2 separate regions of the Homo sapiens genome follow, and region 2 is linked to region 1. The links are chromatin loops, found by intact Hi-C in ENCODE. Cell type or tissue: mammary epithelial cell. All regions are shown on one strand. Links, peaks and the distances in the headings refer to the core of each region. The heading gives the core; the rest is flanking DNA.

Region 1 (7,116 bases), core at 1,368-6,367:
TTGATCATTCTGAAGAAGAACAGAAACTTGTCCTAAATCACTGCAGACAGTAAAGCTGAAATTTGAAGCAGTAAATGATTCTATTTTGGGAACAATAGATATGAGGTCAGGAAGAGTTAGGCATTCTAAGAAGGAAATTGTATAGAAAAGCACTATTAAGTCAGCTCTCAGAAGTATTTGAGTGCAAAGGAGATTGATACAGGTAAGGGGAAGGTATGGGCACTTAGCAGATGACAAATGGCATACTCATTGCCATAGAGAAAGCAAACTTTTAGCTGAAATGGTACTTATGGGAAATAAATTTGAATCTCAGATGTTTGAGTCAGGAAGTCTCATTAGGATGCAACACAGCTTGTCCTTATGGGCTATTACATGGTGTCACTAAAAAAAGGAGAGACTCAGAGAGGGACAAGGCACAACCACATAGCAATATGAGAAATTTCATTCTTGCTATATCTTGTTCTATATTAATATTAGATCATTTGATGCTATCCTCTCACCAAAAATGACTCTTCAGAGTGACAAAAACAGAGATTGAAAGTAATCTAGGCCAGGCACGGTGGCTCATACCTGTAATCCCAGCACTTTGGGAGGTCGAGACGGGCGGATCACAAGGTCAGGAGATCAAGACCATCCTGGCTAACACAGTGAAACCCCGTCTCTACTAAAAATACAAAAAAAAATTAACCGGGCGGGGTGGCGGGCACCTGTAGTCCCAGCTACTCCGGAGGCTCAGGCAGGAGAATGGCGTGAACCCAGGAGGAGGAGCTTGCAGTGAGCCGAGATCGCGCCACTGCACTCCAGCCTGGGCGAAGAGCGAGACTCCGTTTCAAAAAAAAAAAAAAAAAAGTAATCTATATCCAAATGACAGCTGTTAGGGTAAAACTTGAGAAACATATATACTTTATTTGTTGATTTATTCATTCATTCAATAAATATTTATGGGATTATAGGAAGGCAAAAATAAATAAGACATTGTATTTCTCAAGAAGGTCTCAAGAAGACAGACGTGTAAACAAATCATTGTAATGGGTGTGCTGCGTGCTTTATTTGCTGTATGCTGTACATAAGTACAGCAGAGGCTCAAAGCAAGGACTGGGAAGAGTTCATGGAGGACAAGATATTTTTGACCAGGATTTAAAGGAAGAAGAAGTTTGTCCAATAGGTTGGGTTAAAGGTTAGAAAAACAAGGAAGCAATAATAGCTTATGTAAAGTATTTAGCAGTATAGGATTTAGAATTTCATATGAATCCCAGTGCAGCTATTTTAAAGCTGTGGAATCTTGGGTAAGCGACTTTACTTCTTGGAGCCTCAGTTTCCTTCTCTCTGTAAAATAAGTAGGGTAATCCTCACCGCATATAATGATTAGAAGCATTCCTAATAGTGCTGGCTAGCAAGTAATGAATGCTGTTTCGTCTCCAGGAACTCTTATTTTTTAGAACACTCCTAGGTGGTAGGTATTCTTATTATGCTCCCTTTGCAAAGGAAAAAAACCAAGAACTGAGAGGTTATGGAACTTTTCCAAAATTACATAGGTTAAAAAGCAGCATTGGGATTTGAACCTAGGCAGTTTGGCTCAAGACTACATTTTTTTTTAACACTATGTTATGTGTCTCTTATTACATAAGGTACCCTAAGAACATAAGGTGTTTGGTGTGCAGGTGTGGGGTGAGGTAGAGATGGCGCCACACGGGTAATAGGATCACTGTGGATTCACGTGATGCTAAGGAGTTAAGACTTTGCTGCACGATCAAGAAGGAACAATGGAGGTGTCTTCAGCAGGAGAGTCACTGGTCAGGTCTGTGGTTGAAAAAGATCACTGGCAGTATGTGAAGGATGAAAATAGGAAAGACTGGAGGCGGTTACTACAGCCTTGGCAAGAAATGGTGAGGCTCCAACGAAAGCAAGGGCGGCAGGATGAGGGGGAGGAGACATGTGTAAGAGAAGTTAAGGAGACAGAGTTGATTGGACTTAGTGTCCAGTAGAGTATGAAGGCCAGGAAGAAGGAAGAGTCTAGACTGTCCCTTTGGTTTCTAGTTTAGGTGCCCAGAGGAAGGAAGTGCCACTACCAGTTGAGATAGGGAAGCAATGCAAAAGGGGTAATTTGGGGGTAAGATGTGGGTTTGGTTTTGGCTGTGTTGAGAGTGGGGCACCTGAGGGACATTTAGGCGATGTCCAGCAGGCAGTTGTGTCTCTGGGTTTGGAAGACAGAAGGTTTGGCTGAAACCATGCAGCTGATAGAATTGCCTGGTGAGAGTGAAGGGAGAAAGGCCAAGGAGGGACATGAGGGCAATGGTAAAGGAGGCTGAGGGGCAAGAGGGACCAGAATGAGAATCTGAGGAGAGCGGGGTTAGGGGCTGGGTCCGGCACCTAGAGAGGCTGACACTGACGCAGGTAGCTAGGAAATGGAGGGGGACAGGGCAAAATTCCATGGGGAACATTTGTACTCACCGGACAAGAGAATAGTTCTTATCTTACTTTCTGACAAGTGCTATGCTTTTTGGTGTTTAACTGCCTTGGAGAGAGTAATTTGATGATTAATCTTTATCTACAAAATAATTTTTAAAATTAAACTTTATTTTGAGAAAATTGTAGATTCACATGCAATTGTTAAGAAATAATTCAGAGAGCCAGAATACTTGATTTTTAAAAAGCTTTCATTATTTCCACTATGGCTTCAGAATCTTCCACCCTTATGGTGCTTCTGTCTCCTGGGGCAGAACTTTGTATACTACAAAGACGGGTGAGGAAAGCAAAAGGCTCACTCAGCCCGTGGATCTGGGTGGCAGAGGGCTGGGGCACTGACAGAAAAGGGAGCTTTGGGTGCAATTACGTAGGAGGTCTTTCAGCGATGGAGCCACTCAGGAGTTTCTGGATGGACTCCTGGATTTGGAAATGAAGGTCACAAAGGAGGAGCACCTGCCTTCATCCAGACGATGTTGGCTCCAAAGTGCTGCTAGTCTTCCCCCACCGCCCTTGGATGAAGGATGCACTTGTTAACATCTGCCTGTGCACCATCCCCAGAATGATCTAACATCCCAGTCTGATGGTGCCTCAACCCTACTCAGAACTCCTCCCATGAACCTGCCAGTGCACTGGGAACACGGTGCAAACTCCTTGACCAGGAATTGGCCCCTGCTGACTCCCCTGCTTTATGTCTCAACTCCTGCCACTCCCTCTGTGGGATCTCTCTCATCTTGGGGTCTTTGTTCCTGTGGTCTCAACCTGAAAGGCTCTCTCCACACTCCTCCCTTTCACTGGCCAATTCCACTGGCCTTTCAGGTTTCCATTTAGAGCATGCCCTCTCCAGGAGGCCTTCACTCAGTCAGTGCAGGCCTGAGTGGTGCCCTTGGCCCCGTGGGATTGGGTTATTGTTACAGGAACTGGACTGTATTTTAATAGTCCTAGACTGTACATTCCATGAGGACAGGGACTGCTTTATTAAAGGTGTATTGTATCTCCAGTGTCTAATGCAGGATATGGACCTCGTAGGTGTTCAGTAGAGTTCAGCACGGAAAATAGTGCACAGACACATGCATTTGGGTATCATGCTCAGAGAGGCGGTAGGACCAGAACCAGGGGAGTGGGTGAGACGGCTCAGGGGGTCAGAAAAGGGCTGAGTGCAGAGTCCCAGGGCGCTCCGGCATTTTAGAGCTTCTGGTTTGAGGAACCCTCAAGGAGACCGAGGGAGTGGCTGGAGAGGGCCGAGGAAAGCTAGGAGAACACAGTTTCCCAGCGCGGAAGGAGTTTACAGAGACAGGGGAGGTGGTCCACAGTGCCTACCGTGGGCCCACGCTCTCCCTCTCCCTTCAGCCGAACACCTGCGGGGCGTGGGGGTCAGGGGGCGAGTCCCCCAGGGCTCCCCGTAGCTGGGGCTCTTCCTGGGGAAAAGGAGGCGTGAGAAGGGGGTCGTTTTGGGAACTCTTCTGGGTTCCAGTTCTGGCCCAACCACCGCTGGTCCGGGTGACCTTGGGGAGTCCCTTTCCTCTCCCAGCCTCAGTCTCCCCCCTGGGTACTCAGCGGACGCTGCGTGCCCCGGCGGTGAGCTGAGGCAGGCGGCGGAGGCAGGGCCCGGGTGGGAGCGGGACCGCCCACTGCGGCGGGCCGGGACCTCGGAGCCAGCGGAGGCGGCGCGCGGGGCTCCTCCCCCGGGGCGGGGGTCGCGGCGCCGGCAGCTGGCGGCCGCGCAGCTGCAGCCTCAGCACCTGCCGCCGCCAGACGGCGCGGGCGCGGCCCGGCCCGGCCAACCCCTCCGGCTGCAGCCTCGGCGCGGGAGGCGGAGCCCGAGCCGAGCCCGAGCAGCGCTGCTTCCCGAGCCTTGGCCGCGACCGTGCCCGCCGCTGGGCGGGGCCGCCCTTCTCCGAGAGCGTCAGCCCGCTAGGTCCTTGTCCGCGCGGGCGGCACCTCCTCTGCAGGTAAGGGAGGGGTCCTGGCACCGCAAAGTTTTGGGGAGACGGCCTGTCCCCACACCCCGGGCCTGCGCCTCGGCTTCCTCCGCGCCGCCCTCCGCCTGCACCACCAGTCCCGGGTGACCCGCGCCCGCCTCCGGTCCTCGTGTCCCCAAGCCCGGCTCGGGGGCGCGTCCGTGGGCTAGCTCAGGACCTGCCATCGTGAACTGTTTGCACAGTAGCGATGTGTGCTTAAGTTTCCGAGATCTGCATGGTGTAGTGAGTGGAAACAGCGGCAACGCGGGAGGGGGAGAGACCTGGGTTCAGGTGCGGCCGCGGCCAGCGCCAACTTTCTGAGTGACCTCAGACCAACCCTCTCTGTCCGTCCTCGATGGCCACACCTGAACCAGAAGGGGTTCGCCAGGGACGATCAGCTGCAGTGCCAATGCCTGTGTTGTCATTTTTTGAGTAGAGGGGCATCCCTGAGTGTCTCAGCTCCAGAACTCATTGCGTGTGGAGAGGAATGAGCCACAGAAGTCAGTCTCCAGGGTCGCGTCGCTAACTTGCAGCAGCTTTGACTGAGCTTTAGTGGGGGCGTTGAGTCAGCCTCGGGAAGCAGGGGATGCCCCTAGGGTTAGGAGTCAGGACTCTGGCTTCTGGTGGCTCCTCTGCCATACACCCACTGTCTGTGTGACCTTGGGCAAGTGCCCCCTGCTTTTGCCACCTATAAAATAGGGTGGAAGTCGTGTTCACTAGTTGTTCGCTGTCTCTTTCAGCTGTAAACTCTGGAGAAGCGGAACCTCCGGATCTCTGCATTTAGTCAGTTTGGGTGGAGGCAATATTTCACCAAGAATCCATCTAGCACTTGCAAATGAACGTTTAGAAAATAAAGGAGGCATTTGCAGTTTGCTTTGGAAGTCCCAAAATAGACATGGGGAGGATTGGTGAACGCTCAGTTCGCCTTCTTCAGTGCTTTGGACCGTCATGAAATATTCAACGACATAATGATTTGTTTTCAAAGTGGCTTATAGATCAGGAAGCGTTTCTGTTTGTGAGTCGGTTATTTTTGTAAAAACCTCAGAATGGTTGTTTGGGAAAAAAAAATAATGCACTGTTCTAGGGGTCCTGACCTAGAGGCCAGCATCTACTTGTTTCTAGTCTAAGATGATGGTTGAGATGATTTCCAATCAAGACAATTTCGGGCATCCTTTGGTCGGTGTTGAGTATGGGTACGGTTAAGGAGCCAAGTTCATCTTTTCCAGGACTGGTGCATTCTGGCACAGTCACAGCAAAACAAGCACGAGGTAGTTAACTGTGATATGCTAGAAAGTGAAATTTATTCTTTTGCCCAATATCTTGTTCCCCTTGTGCTGCAATTAGTGGCTCCCCAGTGTGTGGGTGAAACGCATTACCACGAAAGGATTCTCACAGAAGTGATTTTATGATTTTATTTCCTTCCTCGACATCCTGGTTTTAAGTTTCTAGCATTATGAAATCAGAGAGCTGGTGAGGGTGTGCTTGGTGACCAGAGCAGAGTTGTGGTACCTAAGTTTGTCTTTCCTGAATGAGACCCCATCCTTGAAGCTAATTTGTCCAGAGCCTTTTATCTCTCTGACGCATTCAAATGCCACCAGTCTTTTCCCTCTTCATTCTCTATTGGTTCATCAAGCACTTTCTCACTACTCATTCGAGAGGACACAAACATGAAAATTACCAACAGGCCCTACCCTCAAGGAGCTTAGGTTCTGTTGGGGAATAGAGAGGCTTGTGCCACAGGATCTTCATTGTGGGCTTTATCGCCTGGGATTCCTGTGAACACTAAGGAGGGTGAATTCCAAGTGGAGATATTGGAGAAGGCTTTACAATGGAAGGTGGAGGAAGAAGAGGATTTCAACAGGTGGTGAGGAATAGAAAGGCTATGTGTAGGTCAAGGAGCTGGTACGAGCAAGGAACTGGTGAGAGCTGGGAGAGCATGAGACAGATGAGAGCAGTGAGCCTGGTGGAAGCACAGAGAAGGCAGAGCACTTCAGAGACAGGGCAGCGGGAAGAGGCTCTGGAGGCTCTGAACCTGGGCTGGAATCCTCGCTGGCTGTGGAGTATTGGGCCTCCGAGCGTCACTTTTTTAATTCGTAAAACGGGAATAATAATAATTCCAAACTCACAAGATTAAATGAGATCATGTATAACAGTGTCTAATAGGATGTTTGCATGTAATAGGTGTTGGATAAAAGTCAATTCTTTTTATCAGAGGGTTCATGGGCAAGCTGAATAAGTGTTTGAAGGCACCATTGGAGTAAATAGTGCTTTTGGTTTAAGCATGTGCATTGATTTAGAACCTCACCAGCAGCAGAGAGTTCTTGTGACAATGTGATGTGTCCTCGAGGTGCCTCCTGATTCAAGGGGCAGGGGCTTTTTGTTATTTGGAAGGTGTTCAGATCAGATACTAACATCAACAACAGGCAATGCCCTGTAAATACTGTTAGGTGGTGGGAGGTCACAGAAGGCTAATCAGAAGGCTCAATCCCTGCCTCACACAAGCTTATCACTATGTACTCAAGGACCCAGATTGGTGGGGGAGGGGGGCAGATTTGACAGACACAGCTCTAAATATATCAGCTTTGTCCATATAGCTGGGAGCGGGGTACTGGCTCCCTTCTGTCTTAGATTTGCAGTGGTCAAAGAATAGGATACAACCTGGGTAGCATAGTGAGACCCCATCTCTACAAAA
Region 2 (7,116 bases), core at 1,275-6,274, 110 kb after region 1:
ACAGGGGGAACCGGGGCTGCTCGCAGGGCGCTTGCGGGCCAGCTAGAGTTCCGGGTGGGCGTGGGCTTGGCGGGCCCTGCACTCGGAGCGGCGGCCGGCCCCGCCGGCCCCAGGCAGTGAGGGGCTTAGCACCCAGGCCAGCAGCTGCGGAGGGTGCGCTGGGTCCCCCAGCAGGGCCGGCCCACCGGCGCTGCTGTTGATTTCTCGCTGGGCCTTAGCTGCCTACCTGCGGGGCAGGGCTTGGGACCTGCAGCCCGCCATGCCTGAGCCTTCCCCCTACCCCTACCCCTACCCCTACCCCCACCCCTACCCCCACCCCCACCCCCGCCGTGGGCTCCCGAGAGGCCCAAGCCTCCCAGACGAGCACTGACCCCTGCTCCACGGCACCCGGTCCCATCGACCGCCCAAAGGCTGAGGAATGTGGGCACACGGCGAGGGACTGGCAGGTAGCTTCACCTGCGGCCCCAGTGCTGGATCCACTGGATGAAGCCAGCTGGGCTCCTGAGTCCAGTGGGGACTTGGAGAACCTTTATGTTTAGCTAAGGGATTGTAAATACACCAATGAGCACTCTGTATCTAGCTCAAGGTTTGTAAATGCACCAATCAGCACTCTGTGTCCAGCTCAGGGTTTGTGGATGCACCAATCGGCACTCTGTGTCTAGCTAATCTGGTGGGGACTTGGAGAATCTTTATGTATAGCTAAGGGATTGTGAATGCACCAATCGGCACTCTGTATCTAGCTCAAGGTTTGTAAATGCACCAATCAGCACTCTGTGTCTAGCTCAGGGTTTGTAAATATACCAATCAACACTCTGTGTCTAGCTAATCTAGTGGGGACTTGGAGAACTTTTGTGTCTAGCTCAGGGATTGTTAACGCACCAATCAGCACCCTGTCAAAACGGACCAATCAACTCTCTGTAAAACAGACCAATCGGCTCTCTGTAAAGTGGACCAATCAGCAGGATGTGGGTGGGGCCAGATAGGAGAATAAAAACAGGCTGCCCGAGCAAGCAGCGGCAACCCGTTGGGGTTGCCTTTCTGGACTGTGGGTGCTTTGTTCTTTGTAATAAATCTTGTTGCTTGCTAACCCTTTGGGTCCCTACTGTCTTTGTGAGCTATAACACTCGCCGTGAAGATCTGTATTTGCAGCTCTTTCTTGAGGCCCGTGTGACCACGAACCCACCGAGAGCGAAGGAACAACTCCAGGTGTGCCCTCTTAAGAGATTTAACACTCATTGCGAAGATCTGCAGCTTCACTCCTGAAGCTAGCGAGACCATGAACCCGCCAGAAGGAAGAAACTCCAGACACGCAGTCTTTAAGAATTGTAACACCGCGATGGTCCGCGGTTTCATTCTTGAAGTCAGTGAGACCAAGAATCCACCATTTCCGGACACAATATGATATCAGGTTGGAATTTGATATTTTAGTTCTACAAAGATTCTGTTGTGTCAGTCCCCGTTGGGCCTAAACTCCGCAAGGGATGGGATATAATATCAGTGCATGTCCAACCGCCCCGCTCCACTCCCGCTTCCTGTAATGGCCATAACTAGTTTTTAAGGTTTCCTTCGGCAGAGAGGGAGGTCCATTCAGTCGGGTGCGGGCCTTAGAATTTTTTTGCTTCACACACCCCAGTTTCGCAATGTCCAGCCCTTGACAACCAACAGAGCACCTGTAGGAGCCCTGTGAAGTTGGTAAAGGGTTGGGGTTGTAATAGCTGTCCAGCAGACGGGGAGACAGGGGTTCAGAGAAGGTGGGCAACCACCACAGCAGGACGCAGCTCCCTACCGCCAGGGCTGGGAGTAGAAGCCGCAGCCTCCGCTCCGGCTCGGCCCCACGAGCACCCTGCAGGTGAAAAACTACAATTTCCAGAATGCCATTCGGAGCGGAGTTACGAAGCGGAAGCGAGGCCGGGGGCGGGGGGGATCCGATGCGCGCCGCTGCCGCTGCGTGGGGGTGAGGGGATCAGGTACGCTGTCCGCTGGTTAAGGGGGCTGGCTGGGGGCTGCGGGGTCTGTCCTGGGACGTCCGCCTCCCTCGCGGGTGGGGCGGACGTTGAGAAAGCAGCGTTTAGCAGTCATGTGGCCTGTGGTACTCCACCTTCCTGATACTTTCCCTTCCTGCTTCCACTCGCACGCTCAGCCTGTGGGCCGGGAGAGACCCGCAGGCGGGGTGCTCTCAGGCTGAATTCGATGTGCCATCACTTAGCGGCAGTGTAGGTACCCATCAGGTGGGAGTTAGGCTAGCAAAGGTCTGAGGCCTCTGCCAACCTAGGGTGGGGGTGCGGAGTGGAGGATTTATGAACTCAGCAAGTATTTATTAAGCATCTATAAGCAAACAACACTTGCCTACATTGAAGGGATGGAGGAGGTTCCGACAACAAGTAAAATAGGTTATGTTGGATAGTAATATGAATGAGGAGAGGAAGGTAGTCTGTGAGTGTCTTAGGGAAGAGCATTGAGGGTAAAGAGAACGGCGAATGTAAAGGCCTTGAAGGGTATGTTTGAGGAACAGCAAATAGACCCCGGAGTGCAGAGGAAACGAGAAAGGTAGACCTTAGTGATCTGCATAGGTCATTGTATGGATTTGGGCTATTTACTGTCAGTGAAATGGAGAGTACTGCAGGGTTCTAAGCAGAAGAGTGGTGATCATCAAATACTTAGGATGCTCACAGGGCTCGGGTACTGAGGGTGTACAGGTGAATTCTTCCAATTCTTCCCTGGGTTTATAATCTAGTGGGGAAACAGGTAGACAGCTGTCATGCAAGGCAGGGTCAGATAATTGGAGCCCCATGAAAGCAGAACGAATGTCATCCCCAAGTCCCCAGGATGTACTATTATGTCAGGTGCTTAGTAGCTTTGTTGAACGAAAGTAATGAATATTCAGCATCGGACCCATAATTGGAGGCTCAGAAAAGATGTTTAATGAAGAAATGAAAAATAAATGAAATCTCACTTCTTGATACTGTTACAATGGCAATTAAGTTTCAACCTGAATGTGAGAAGGGGACAAACATTCAAACCAGAGCAGCACTCAAATTCATAAGATAGGAAATACAAAGGTGCTGCCAGGATTGGGGAAGGGAGAGTTATATAAAGGTCACAGGGTCGGGTGTGGTGGCTCACGCCTGTAATCCTAGCACTTTGGGAGGCCCAGACAGGTGGGTCGCGAGGTCAGGAGATCGAGACCATCCTGGCTAAAATGGTGAAACTCCGTCTCTACTAAAAATACAAAAAAATCTAGCCGGACATGGTGGCGGGTGCCTGTAGTCCCAGCTACTCAGGAAGCTGAGGCAGGAGAATGCGTGAACCTGGGAGGCAAAGCTTGCAGTGAGTCGAGATCGCGCCACTGCACTCCAGCCTGGGCGACAGAGTAAGACTCCGTCTTTTTTTTTTTTTTTTTTTTTAAAGTTAGTTTCACTTTAGGAAGACAAACAAGCTCTGGAGCTGGACAGTGGTGATGGTGGCACACAATGTGGATGCCCTTAGGTGTGTTTTTAACTGCACATTTACAAATGGTTAAAATGGTAGTTCCTATGTCCAAAAAAAAATGCTAAATTTGGGCATAGATAATGTCCCACACAGATTGAGCAGATCTCTGCTTCTGTGATGTCCAACTTCACCTTTGCTTTCTGAGGATCCCTAGGTGGCAATCACCTAATCAGTATTTATTGAGCTTCCATTCTGTGCCAGGCCTTATGCCAGACAACAGAGATACAAAGATACAAAAGAGGTGGGCCCCGCCTTCAGGAGTGTTAGCTTGTTCTATTACTCTTCTGATGGTGGTTGGAGTTGTTTTTATTTGATTTGCAAGGTTATTGCATCCCAAATTCCTGGTTTAAGAAACATTCTCAGGGACTGTAGAGATTTGGAGAAACATGAGGTAAAAGGAGGGGAAAAGAAAGGAAGGGAGTGGGAGTGGTGGCGGTAAACTTCAGTTCAATTAAACAAAAAATAAACACTGCTGTTTTCAAGGTTCTATACTGTGAACTCTTAAGTGTTTAGGTAAATGTAGGTATAAGCCCTCCTACAAAGGAATTCAGTTTGATAGGAGAGAAGATACCAGCACAGACTTTCCAATTTTTGAAAACAACAGTGGAAGTCTGTAGCTCCTAGGATCTCCTATCCTAGATCTCTTTTCCCCTCCTTAGCCAGACTACCTCCAGAGAAATCTCTAGATCCATTGCCTCCCAGTCATTCCCCAACAGGCCCCGGCATACAGTAGGAGCTTGGTGGAATGTTTATTAACTAATGAATGGTCAACACAGGTAAAAATACAAAATGCTATGAAGTTTAAAGGAGGAAGAGATCACATGGCTATTAACTAGCATTTATTTAACAAATGGGTGTTGGTTTTCTCACCCTAATACAATGAAGTTGTCAGTTAAAGATTAGTTTATCTTAATGTTTTCATTTGTTATTTTCTGAATGCCTATATGCAGGAAAATGCAGATGACTCTGATGGTATAAAAGTCTGTTCATTCATCTAAAAGAACTGTCATAATGGGGGTCTAGATATCTTTTGTTTAAAAAAAAAAAAATGGCTGGGTGCGGTGGCTCACTCCTGTAATCCCAGCACTTTGGGAGCCTGAGATGGGTGGATCACTTGGGTCAGGAGTTTGAGACCAGCCTGGCCAACTTGGTGAAACCTGATCTCTACTTAAAATGAAAAAATTAGCGTGGTGTGGTGGTGCGTGCCCGTAGACCCAGCTACTCGGGAGGCTGAGGCATGAGAATCGCTTGAACCTGGGTGGCAGAGGTTGCAATGAGTCATGAGATTGCAATGAGATCATGCCACTGCGCTCCAGCCTGGGTGACAGAGCAAGACTCTCATCTCAAAAAGATATATATATATATATACACACACACACATATATATATACACATATATACATATGTGTATACATACATGTGTATGTGTATATATGTGTGCATATGTGTGTATGCGTGTGTATGTATGTGTGTATATATACACACACACATATACATACACACATATATACATATACAGGTGTGAGGTGGCTCACATCTCTACCCAGTGACTGGGAAGCTGAGGTGGGAGGATGGCCTGAGGCCAGGAGTTCGATACTGGCCTGGGCAACATAGCAAGACCTATCTCTTAACTTTTTTTTTTTTTAATTTGTGATCAACTTCACTGTTCATTCATGTGGAGTGCTTCTGAAATGTTTAAGAATAGCTTGGATTTTTTGTTTTGTTTTTGAAACAGGGTTTGCTGTGTCACCCAGGTTGAAGTGCAATGGCACAATCATAGCCCACTGGAGCCTTGATCTCCTGGGTTCAAGCGATCTTCTGGCTTCAGCTGCCCAAGTAGCTGGGACTACAGGTGTGCATCATCATGCTCATCTAATTCTTTGTGGAGGTGGGGTCTCACTTTGTTCCCCAGGCTGGTCTTGAACCCCCAGGCTCAATTGATCCTCCCTCCTCAGCCTCCCAAAGTGCTGCGATTACAGGCATGAGCTTCTGCGCCCAGCCAGCTTGGTATTTTCCTCATTTCTCTGGAGATACACATTATGAAATTTTATGCATGCCACTAATTCTTTGTGATAGTCTGTATGTAAATACATTTAAAAATGTGTACTGGATTTTAAAGGATTTCTAAGCAGAAATAAACTTTAGCCTAGGCAGACAAATGGACACAAATTTCAAATCTATAATTTTGAAAATCTAGAAGGTAATTTACTTGGTCATCTTCAGGAATATATCTGGTGGTCACATGTTCACATGATAAGTCATGAATAACCAAAACTGCTCAGAAGATTTACCTTCTAATAGCAACTGTAAGAACAACACTGAAGGGGTTTTGAATAGTAGTTAACAGCAAGTATTTCATGAGTACTTGTTTTATATCAGTAAGTGAAAGGTATCTAATTCTTGCAACAATCCTGTGAGGTCGTTTTATCCCATTTCGTGGAGAGACTCTATGGCAGAGACTTAAATCCTCTAGCTATTGTCCCATTACTCACAAGTGGCAAGCTGGGAAGTGTGTCTGAATTCTAAGAATGCTATTTTCCCGCTTAAACCTATTTTAAGTGTGTCTAAACTGAAAACAACTAAAGTTTGGCCCAATTTTGAGCATTTGATGGAGTACAAGAAAAGCAATATGAACTCAACACTAGAAATGTTTTCCAAACACAGGAGTCAAAATGGAAAAGAAAACATAATTCTAGGACACTAGCCATCTCTACAGTGAATAATATTTATGGAGTTATAATATAAATGCAGTTTACAGCTGGTGCAGTGGCTCACACTTGTAATCCCACCACTTTGGGAGGCTGAGGCAGGCGGATTGCTTGAGTCCAGGAATTCCAGACCAGCTTGGATAACATGGTGAAACCCTACCTCTACTAAAAATACAAAAATTAGCTGGGCATGGTGGTGTGCACCTGTAGTCCCAGCTACTCATGAGGCTGGGGTGGGAGAATCACCCGAGCATGGGAGGTCAAGGCTGCAGTGAGCTGTGATTGCACCACTGCACCCCAGCCTGGGCAACAGAGTGAGACCCTGTCTGAAAAAATAATAGTTTACAAATTTGGTTTACAAATTTTAGAAAATACCACGGGGATAGACAAAGCACTTAATTGTTTTGTCAGGGCAAAATGTAAAACCTACCTTGACCATATAAAATTAAAGGCTCAGTTGGAAAATTAAAGGGAGAACAGAGATAGAAATATAAGGGTGTTTATGTTCACAGCCTAAAGATTGGGGAGTCAGAAATACTATAACTTGAACAAGAAGTAGAAGTTTTAAAATATTCTTAAAAGTAATAGACTCCTGGTAATTGTCATGACAGAAGGAATGGGTATTGGACTTACCTTCCTACAATAAACTATAAAACTGGAGAAAGGATATGAAGAAATTGTTTTCAGGTATTGGGCAGTAGTCAGGACAAGACTGTAATCCTTGAGGGAAAAGAAACACACAAGCTAAGCCCCACAGTCACCCTGGCTTTCTACCTGAGGGTGCATAGTGACACGGAGCCCATACAGAGTACGTCTGTGTCACTGGGTGGAGCAAACAGTTGAATTTAGGGCTGCTGAGATTGGATACAGCAGGGAGGGAGTGGTGTAGCAAAGGAGCCCCAGAAATCTGTGTACGGGT

Evidence for each region. A loop is a pair of places that touch in the nucleus more often than their neighbours do. Peaks named below come from ENCODE experiments on the same cell type or tissue, not always from the same donor. Only the 100,000 strongest peaks of a DNase experiment are listed, where the experiment ranks them.
Region 2: it touches region 1 in a loop (29-fold over the local background); 2 of 110 quality-filtered maps call a loop at or near these places.

Annotation. Positions count from the first base shown.
Region 1 is chr9:37,646,680-37,653,795 of GRCh38, forward strand. FRMPD1 (FERM and PDZ domain containing 1) reads left to right here and starts at 4,275. Exons shown (of 16, transcript NM_014907.3): 1 at 4,275-4,415. RefSeq lists a silencer at 4,147-4,416. In mammary epithelial cell, for the core only: no CTCF peak of the experiment used is centred there; a DNase peak (open chromatin) is centred at 4,312; H3K4me3 peaks cover 479 bases; H3K27me3 peaks cover 1,678 bases.
Region 2 is chr9:37,751,886-37,759,001 of GRCh38, forward strand. It overlaps TRMT10B (tRNA methyltransferase 10B), which reads left to right and starts at 1,920. Exons shown (of 9, transcript NM_144964.4): 1 at 1,920-1,967. RefSeq lists a silencer at 1,830-2,064. In mammary epithelial cell, for the core only: no CTCF peak of the experiment used is centred there; a DNase peak (open chromatin) is centred at 1,876; H3K4me3 peaks cover 1,216 bases; H3K27ac peaks cover 500 bases.